2 separate regions of the Homo sapiens genome follow, and region 2 is linked to region 1. The links are chromatin loops, found by intact Hi-C in ENCODE. Cell type or tissue: PC-9. All regions are shown on one strand. Region 1 has its middle 33 kb from the start of LINC01485. Region 2 overlaps CPEB4 (cytoplasmic polyadenylation element binding protein 4).

Region 1 (5,000 bases):
GAGTGAATATTTTAGGTTTTGCAAGCCATATGGTCTTCGTCACAGCTACTCAACTCTACTGTTATAGCACAAAAACAGCCACAGATGATATGTATATGAGCGGGTATGGCTATGTTCCAATAAAACTTTATTTACAGAAGTATGGGGTGGGCCAGGTTTGGCCAGTGGGCCATGGTTTGCTGACGCCTGAGTGACAGTCCTTGCTCATGACCTCAAGGTTACCTTGAACTCTGCAAATTGTGAGATAATGAACCAATGTGAGTTCTTACATCCATTTTCCACCAAATATCAGCTACAACATGACCTCCCTAGCTGCTCAGAGTTAAATGATTTCACAGACTTTAATGGGTCACTGAGCTTTCATCTAGCCAAGGTTAAGGGTAACCAGCTTCTCTTTGGGGCCTGGTTAATTATTACCGTGCAAGTTTAAAGGGAATGACAGACAGGTAATTTTCTTACTAAAAATGACAACAGGAACCATACCAAGAACCAAGCAAGCCACTCTTAAACCCCCATTAGCTGGTGGGGTCATTTCTAATGGCACATTCACCGACGGGACAATCGTTCTGCTGGCCTATGCTAACCAGCAATTGAAATCAATGGGAGGCTCTGGGCACCAAAGCGGGTTTTTTTCTGGGCCACCTAACCCAGACCTTGTTTTTCCAGCTGACACTCTGCCTGTGTCAGCTAATTCCTGCTTTGGAAAATGCATTCCAGGGCTAATAAGGACTTTAAAGTCACACTATTTTCTCACCATGTTATTAAAACCCAAACGGCTTTGCTTATTCCTAACATGACCAGGAGGTTCTCTGGCTAGCTTAGAAATTGCCCGAATGTCACAGAAGCTGGGGTTTCAATTGGGAAGACAAATCATGAGGTTTATTTATTGATTTTATTAAATTAAGAATTTGTTTTTAAATTATTCAAGTGCTGTAATAGCAAAGCAGTGAGTTAGGTGCCATAAGAGAATCACATGAAGACCACGATTGGACTAGAAGGCTGACATGTTTGAAAATCTGCAAGGCAGCGTTCACCTGCACCACTTACTTACTTGTGGTAGGAAGCTGGGCAAACCTCTTCACTTCACTGAGCCTCAGTTTCCCCACGTGTGAAATGGCAACAATGAGACCAATTTCACGGTGTTGTCATTGATGGTGGCAACGTGTAAGTGCCCCTGAGGCCATTCCTGAATTGCAGCTAGCATGGAAGCAGGAAGGTCGTAGGTCTGGCCAAGCCAGAAATAGCTGAGAACTGGCTCCGGAAAACTGGCAGAATCAAACCCAAGCTGTGCTCCCCAGTGCTAATTGGGAATTCATCAGGAGAAACAATGACCAGCCAGAATAATTAGGAGAATGAGCTAATGGAACCTGCCCACCCCAAGCTTTGTTCATCCTAGGATGGCAACCAGTCCTCCCCCAGGCTGGTCCACAGCTGTCTCGAGGGAGGAGGGCTGTGTGGGGGCAGAGGCAGAGTGTGCCTCATTTCAGCATGCCTATCTTTATCTCCACCATCAGTTCTCACGAATGCTGCGCTGAGCTCACCAGACGGGGCAGCCGGGGCCAATCATCCAAGGCTTAGGGAGACCTGTGGATGCTGGCAGCAAGGCAGGGCCATAAGATGCAGACTAGAGCCAGGCGTTTCCCGGGCCCCTGCTCCTCAGTGGTGCAGCCACAAGCAGAATTTTCAGAAGCATGGATGGGATTTCCGACTTCATCTAGACTTCACATCCGCTTTGTTCAGAAAAGAAAACTCAGGCCCGGAGACGGATAGTTAGTGATTTGCCAAAGGTCGTGTAGACATCAGTATTGCTGCCATCCCAGGAGCCAGACTCAAATCTCCTTACTGACCTGTCTATCTCAACACCCTTTAGAAAGAGAGCCACCAACACTGGAGTTGGAGAGGCTAGGGGTTTGTTTGAACAGAGAAGGGATAGTGTGAGGTCAAGGATGCAAATTTCTAAAATTCTGAGCTGGGTTAAAAGAAAAATCTTTCTCTACTGTGGTAATATCCACATTGGAACAAGGGACCCTCCTCTCATCCCTTCATCACCAGACTATATTCAAGTCACGTATCCCCACCCAGAGGGAAAGGTTAGCTGCAGATGAAGAAGATGGAGCACAAACACTATTATTGCCTGATTCACTTTGTGGAAAATTTTCTAATCCTGGCCCTGCCATTTCCTGGCTGCGTGTCCTTGGGTAAGTTACTTCTCTGCTCTGAGCTCTGATTTCCCCACCTGCCAAACTGGGGTAGTGGTAGAATTGAGAATCTTTTGTAAGCTGTAATTTGTTAGATGAATGGAAGGTTTTGACCAAGGGGATTTTACATGTAAAGCAGACTGAGGCAGAGAATTTTTAGTTCATAGCAGGTGCCCCTGTTCCCTAAAAGAAGGCAAAGAAAAATAATGCCAGGCAGCTACCCCGCAGAGCCTGGAACCTCCTTCCTGTTTTAACAACCTCCCTGTAAACAGTCCAGGGGGTGATAAAGTCTCCTTCACTGAAATTCTGTGGTAAATTGCATTCCAGGCAGACTCACCAATCATTAGCCATGCGATCTTGTTTATCCTGCCCCAGCCTGGAATTTGGCCTCTTACAAAATCCCAGCTACAAAAGGAAAACAGGTTGGACCAAAACTGCTTAGTGAGTAAAGGAAGGCTTCCAAGAGGAAGGCTGGGGGATGTTTACTAAACAGATGCCAGGCCCAGGCCCACGCACCAGACCCTGGCCTGAAAGTTCCAGCTGACCTTCCTGTTGACATTGATTTGAAAGTTTGTGGTATGATCTGGCCCCCAGAGAGGATAGCTCCCAAACTTGGGTAATTGACTAGGCTCTGCCAAAAGTCAGGTCTCCGCTGCCAGTCATGGCCACATTGCCTTCCATTTGCCCAATGGAGGGATTAACATTTGTCGGGTACCTTGTATGGGGTGGGGATTGTGCAGTTCTCATCATTTCCCTCAGAAGTTTTGACAGAAGCATAACTTGAGTCTCTTCTGATCTATTGAGTCATTTGCCCAAGGTCATAGGGCCGGGAGGGTGAAATAGACAGGGGTGGCTGCTGTTTGTGTCGGCCGACACATTTCCTCCCCTCTCCACTTCTTAGGATAGCAGACCAAGATAGCCTGTCCACAGAGGCTGGGTGCAAGACCCAGGCTGATCCAATCCTAAGACCATATCCTCCTGGCAAAATCAGAGAGGAGCGTGCGACCAAGATGGGCCATTCAGATGCTGTTTCAAACATTTAACGTATGTAACTACATTTATGCCTCACGCAATGGACTGAATATTTCTGTCTCCCCAGATTTGTATGTTAAAATCCTAACCTCCAATGTGGTGATATTTGGAGATGGGTCCTTTGGGAGACAACTGAGTCATGAGAGTGGATCCCTCATGGAAGAGATTAGTGCCCTTATAAGAGGGACTCCAGAGAGCTCTCTTTCCTCTTTCCACCCTGCAATGACACAATAACAATCTGCAGCCTGCAGCAGGGCCCTGGAGCCAAACCATGCTGGCACCCTGACCTCAGGCTCCCAACCTCCAGAACTGTGAGAAATAAAGTTCTCTGGTTTATGGTACCTATTAGGTTGGTACAAAAGTAATTGCAGTTTTTGCCATTAGTTGTTTTTTTTGTTTGTTTGTGTGTTTGGTTTGTTTTGTTTTTCTTTTTTTTTTTTTTTTGTGAGATGGAGTCTCGCTCTGTCACCCAGGCTGGAGTGCAGTGGCATGATCTCGGCTCACTGCAAGCTCCGCCTCCTGGGTTCATGCCATTCTCCTGCCTCAGCCTCCCGAGTAGCTGGGACCACAGGCACCTGCCACCACGCCTGGCTAATTTTTCGTATTTTTAGTAGAGACGGGGTTTCACCGTGTTAGCCAGGATGGTCTCGATCTCCTGACCTCATGATCCGCCCACCTCGGCCTCCCAGAGTGCTGGGATTACAGGCGTGAGCCACTGCACCCTGCTTGCCATTAGTTTCAATCACAAGAACTGTAATTACTTTTGCATCAACCGTATAGTTATTGCAGCCCAAACTAAGATACCTCTTAGCAACCCAATGATATAGATCCTTACTGTACAGACAAACAGAGTTGTTATGTAACTTACTGGAGCTCACACAGCTAGTTAGTGGGAAGGCTAAGATTCAAACTCCAGAGCCCACACTCTTAGCCACTAGGCTAGCCTGAGCCTAGTGACTGTCCTCTTTCTGTTCCACCACAAAGCTTCTTGTGGCTTTGTTTTTCGTGAGAACGTCTAGTCCCTCCCCAACTCTGCTTTGAGGTGTTATTTAAACAATGTAATCGGGCCAATCTGCTTCTCATAATGCCTGACTCATTCTCTGTCTTCTACAGTGTCAAGTCCAAGTAGCATGTCTACTGTTGGGTCTGTGCTGCCTCCCCTCAATGGCTCACCCACACCCCCACACACATACACACCCACACACACACACCTGCTGACAGATCAGGCCACTGATGATTTCTGGAAAATGTCAGCTTCCTAGGGTGGCATCGTCCATACATATAATGCAAGTCACGTATGTAATTTTACATTTTCTAGCAGCTACATTAAAAAAGTAAAAAGAGGCCAGGCGCACCTGTAATCCTAGCACTTTGGGAGGCTGCGGCAGGCGGATCACGAGGTCAGGAGTTCGAGACCAGCCTGACCAACATGGTGAAACCTCATCTCTACTAAAAATACAAAAATTATCTGGGCATGGTGGCACGCGCCTGTAATCTCAGCTACTCAGGAGGATGAGGCAAGAGGATTGCTTGAACCCGGGAGGCGGAGGTTGCAGTGAGCCGAGATCACACTATTGCACTCCAGCCTGAGCAACAGAGCAAGACTCCATCTCAAAAAAAAAAAAAAAAGTAAAAAGAAACTGGTAAAATCCCTTTAGTAGCATATTAAATATATGTAAAATATTGACATTTCAACATGTAATCAACAGAAAACAAATTAGGAGTGAGTTTCTTGTTTTTGTTCTAAATTTTAGCAATCTGGCATATATC
Region 2 (5,000 bases), 95 kb before region 1:
TGTTCAAATATTTGTGGAGGTGGAGTATAAGCAGAAGCTAAAATATAAGACACTTCCAAACCATGTGGCTTAAAGAGGCTTTAGTAGCACTTGCCTCCCCCTCCTAACAAGAACTGCCATGTTATACAACACGGAGTGCACCCATCTCGTCAGATGGCTCCCTCTACCCCCTGGCATCATGCAGGATGTAGCCTCAGCAGCCCATATTCTTAACCCTGCTACAAAGGAATAAAGATGGCTTCAGATGTCAGGAAGCTCCAAAATGCTACTTGGTGGAGAGGACAATTTAGGAGAGCGTCAGTAGCCTCCTCACTCCTCCCTGTCCTCCTCCTCACCATTTCCTCTGTTAAATTCCTTTTTTATGTTATGTTCTTTTTTGTAACAAGGAGCATTCTAATGGCAAGAGTATAAAGCAGAAAAATTAGGGAAGTTCTCTAGAGCAGTATTTCATAATCTGTTGTAATAACTATTAAGACCTACTTTGATCAAAATATTTCAGAGAGGCTTTCCTCCATAATAATAACTGAAGACTCCTACCCCTGTCTCTACCCTAAGTAAAACAGAACAAAAACAAAAAAAAATCTTAATATCAGAAGGCTACTATGAACTCAGCAACACCTTTAAATGTATTTTAATTGCATTACATCAGCATCCACATGCTTTTGGAAGATAATCATGCATACACAAGTGACATCTATCATCTAACTGGAATGCCTGGTCACTAATGGGTTCACAGGCTCTATCAAATAATTCCCATGGCTGAAGAGGCCCATGGTTCACAAATGGAGAACAAAAACATTTCACGAGGCCAAGTTTAAACAACTGTTTTCTAAACATAATATTTTTAGGCCTATCTCAAAAAGAAAAGATGTAGTTTAGACCCAAAGCCTTCACTCAACCGACTAAATCTGATCTCTGATTATAGCCCTTATACAAACTACTCCATATGAAATACTGCCACACCCAGAATCACATGATATTCATGGGCTACTTTCAGTCATTACACCATAAAAACCTTCAGTTTTAAAATATAAAACTGTACCTCCAGTTTTGTAATGTAAGACTGAATTGCTGATGGTAATGTAAAGATCATTAAGTTCAACCCCTCCGTTTACAGGTGAGGAAATTGAGGTCTAGAGAGAAGTGACCAATCTAAGGCACTACTAGTGGCCAAACCAGGTTTGAACACAACCCTGAACACTTCTCCTTTTATTTCGTAACATTTGGAAAAGTCTGTTATATGCTAACAACTTCCGATCATTACAATAAAGAAATCAGGCAGCTGGTTTAAATACCTCTATTTAGTCAACCATGCCAGACATTTATTATTTGGAATATTATAGCCAGCAGAAGTTAGATTTTTAAAAGTTATTTATATTTCAATTAATCAGGGCTGCTCTTCAGAATTAAGACTTGCTCTTTATTGTTGGTTTCTCAAGCACTAAAAGGGGGCTCTAATTGGTTGATTCCTCCTTCTCTTTTCCAATACACAGCAACTGGCATCAACCCAACTGGATTCCAAAGAGATTATGGAAGTGCTTTCCCTTCAGAGTTCCACTAATGTTCTTAATTGACTGGTTACCAGGTAATACCCAGAATAAAACAAAGCCTTGCTTTTAGAACTGAGTGCAGTGGTGTAGGACTGAATTCAGAATCAGTCAATTAGATAAAATAATGAAGCCCAGAGGCAGCCTGACCATCTCAATGTCTGATTTGAAAAGTAGTGACTAGTTTAAACCTTCTTAAAAAGTATTCCTTTTACAAATTGTATGGCTAATTGTACAGGGCTAAGCAAGAACAATTTCAGAGAATTTTCTCTCTCCTCCTTTTTAGTTTTGGTAGTAAGGATAATGGTAATGTGAGGGGGAAAAACAAGAAATTCACAATCCAGGCACATACAGTTGATAAATGAATCAACTGCATACAACATTCAGGTAGAAAGTCCATGCAGGAGTTTTGGGAAGTAATAATTCTGTGGCACAATTGTGAACTGTTCCCTCGTTCCTGTTGCTAAACTAAATGCAGAGAATCTTGGATATTTTTATGACAACTATGAATCAGGTGGCATTTCTTCCCCTCCCCCAAAGTCAGCAAATAACATCGTCATGGATTATATAACAAGATCAAGGAAAGCCTTAAGACCTTCATAGACAACAAAGGGCTTTTTTATTAAGCAGATATTTGGGCTGTTTTTGTAGCTGCCAGGAAATGAGACAGCAAGAGTCACCTCTATAGAATTTTATTATAGAAGGAAAACAGAAAAACCAAGTGACACTATTAAAGGTGCACAATACACTCTATTAATTTAGATGTGGCACATGAATGACATGTATCCCCATAAATATTGTGGGGCCCCTTCTCTTTTTTACAGTAGGAAGGTCCCTAATATTTATCATTGACAAACTGTGGACAAAGTCTGAAAATCTTACTACTTAATTGTCATTCTGATTTCATTTCTGAGTGGAGATTACTATTTTTGCCTGTCCAGATGGTAAAACATAAGCTTAAATTGTACACAAAACTTAATATGACAAAGCAAAACATTAAAGAAAAGTACTTGTTAATTTGTTACCTGATTGTTGCTTGTTTTCTTATTTATCTCTAAGTTTTTATCTACCACACATAGTTAAATCCCTGCCCTGAATGTATGTCAAACAATATTAAGTCATAATAACCATATTATAAGGGAACTTTACTACAACTGAAAAGAAAAAATTATGTATTAAAAAAATCTTTTAAATGTATGTTTAACCTTCTAATAACATTAAAAGTTTACTATTATAATACTTCCCCCATCTACTCGCCCACCGTTACCCTCACCTCTCACTCAGGTAACAAAGAATAAAACGATAACCGATTTTCATGGCCTCAAAATAGGATTCCTTGTGTTCAATGTTCAGGATTAAGATAAAGGGGCTGCTTAAGTAATTACGGACCCACATCATGGATGACATAAGACAAATTCCCCCTTTGTGGCAACTGCTTATTTGATTTTCAGACCAAATAAAAACAAGGGTTAAATATTCAATCACGAATGTGTGGCAGGTAGAGGGCAGAGGATCACTATTTTCGATTGACTAGTATGTGTTATGTAAGTAAACGGGGCAGATGAGGATCTGGCCCATGCACAAGATGCATTTAGTTTGAACTGAGTTGGTTTCCATTCAGAGGCTAGAGGGAGAAAGGCTTCAGTCCGATCCTATGACGATGTCGGCATTCACATACATCACATGATTTTCTTTCCTAGGCATTTCCCCTTACCCTCCCCGCCTTATAAAAACCCAAAGACAAAAACAACAGCAACCCCAAATCTGAAAGGGGGTAATCGCACTGCTCAAAATCCACACCTTTGTAAGCTCAACCTACACAGTACAGTGAGGAATCCAACAAATCCGGATCAAAAGTAAATCAGAAAGCAGGCAGTTGTTCAAAATTAAGAATAGGCCCTTCACTTTTCATACAAAAAAATCATGCCACACAATTTCGCCCTCTTCTTCCTCACAATAGAAGTTACCTCAACACAGAAGCCCAGGTCCCATCCTACAGCACAGCTAAGCCAAGGCAAGAGAAAGACTGTTTAGGATGTTCCATTTCCGCAGTCAAGAGAGGGAGAGTACAGGAGGAGAAGAAACACGCTTCATTCCTACATAGCCACACACACATTTAATTGTAGCCCAGTTTAAATTATACTCTTTGCTATTTAACGTCCTCCATTACTTATGAGGCTTTGAGAATTAAGGCAACTTTCTAATTCTTAGGAGACTTAAGTCACTCCCCTGTTACGCTACTTTGAATTACTTGGTATCATCCAAACCGAGCAAGAAAGAGCCAGCCTAGTTCAGGAAGGCTTCAGCCAGACACGCAGGCAGCTGCCGGCCGACTCTGAGTCTTAAAGACTTAATGATATTTAAAGATCCCTCAATTCGCCAGACACATTTGATACCACACACTAATAATTTACTTGGAAGGAGAAATTTGATTATAAATCCGAGTAAAATTAACTGGTTTGCGTTATCCATTTCTTCTTCTTTTTTATTTCTTTGAGATGGAGTTTCAGTCTTGTCGCCCAGGCTGGAGTGCAATGGCTTGATCTTGGCTCACTGCAACCTCCGCCTGCCAGGTTCAAGCGGTTCTCCTGCCTCAGCCTCCCAAGTAGCTGGGATTACAGGCGCCCGCTACCGCGCCCTGCTAATTTTTACATTTTTAGTAGAGACGGGTTTCACCATGTTGGCCAGGCTGGTCTTGAACTCCTGGTGATCCACCCACCTTGGCCTCCCAAAGCCCTGGGATTACAGGCGTGAGCCACCACGCCCAGCCTATCCACTTCTTCTTTATGGTACTTTGAATCTGCCCCATTAAATGTCCCTTAAAGGAAAATGTCCATCTAATCCTTTAAAAAGGTTGGAGGTTAGGGTACCAGTAATCTGTTCTTATTTTGCCACAGGCAAACCAATTTAAATAGAAAAAGGTTAAATACTGTAAGAAATTATATACTCTCCCCACCATTCCTACCTGAAATAAATCATTCTAATATTAAAGCAACAGAACCTATTTTAGTAGGACTTCCTTTCATTTTGAAAAAAAATTATTTATTCCCAAATTACTTCAAATTTATAACATATGAAATAAATAAGTGACAAAATTTAGCAACTCTCATAGCAGGTTTCCAGAGCTATTTCAGCCTGCACAGAGTCAGTATCTGTATAAAATACTTGTTCTAATGCCTCTCTACCAGTATACAACATGTGTTCTCTAAGTCAACTAAGTGACTGCAATTTGGAATATAGGAATATTAGTAAAATGGTGTATCGAAAGAAAAGTTAAGGTTTCCTATTATTTATTACATATTTTTAAGTAGCACTAAATTCTATCCCAACTGTAAAGATACAGAATTTAAATAATCCCCACAGCCACTCTCTTACAATGATATAAAAAAAACTTTTATAAAACTGATGAAACAAGCTTTGTGTACTAAACTTTCAACTTGAGTTTCATGATTT

Evidence for each region. Hi-C counts contacts between places; a loop is a spot of excess contacts. Peaks named below come from ENCODE experiments on the same cell type or tissue, not always from the same donor. Only the 100,000 strongest peaks of a DNase experiment are listed, where the experiment ranks them.
Region 2: it touches region 1 in a loop (8-fold over the local background); 5 of 110 quality-filtered maps call a loop at or near these places.

The regions. Positions count from the first base shown.
Region 1 is chr5:173,821,931-173,826,930 of GRCh38, reverse strand. No RefSeq gene overlaps it. Among named protein-coding and RNA genes, the nearest start is that of LINC01485, 33 kb to the right of the region's middle. RefSeq lists a cis regulatory region at 4,107-4,509. In PC-9, no CTCF peak of the experiment used is centred here; DNase peaks (open chromatin) are centred at 2,580 and 4,270; H3K4me3 peaks cover 371 bases; H3K27ac peaks cover 3,720 bases.
Region 2 is chr5:173,916,769-173,921,768 of GRCh38, reverse strand. All of the region lies in intron 2 of CPEB4 (cytoplasmic polyadenylation element binding protein 4), which reads right to left. Among named protein-coding and RNA genes, the nearest start is that of CPEB4, 31 kb to the right of the region's middle. RefSeq lists an enhancer at 3,507-3,766. In PC-9, a CTCF peak has its summit at 3,026; DNase peaks (open chromatin) are centred at 2,148, 3,148 and 3,558; H3K4me3 peaks cover 3,074 bases; H3K27ac peaks cover 3,756 bases.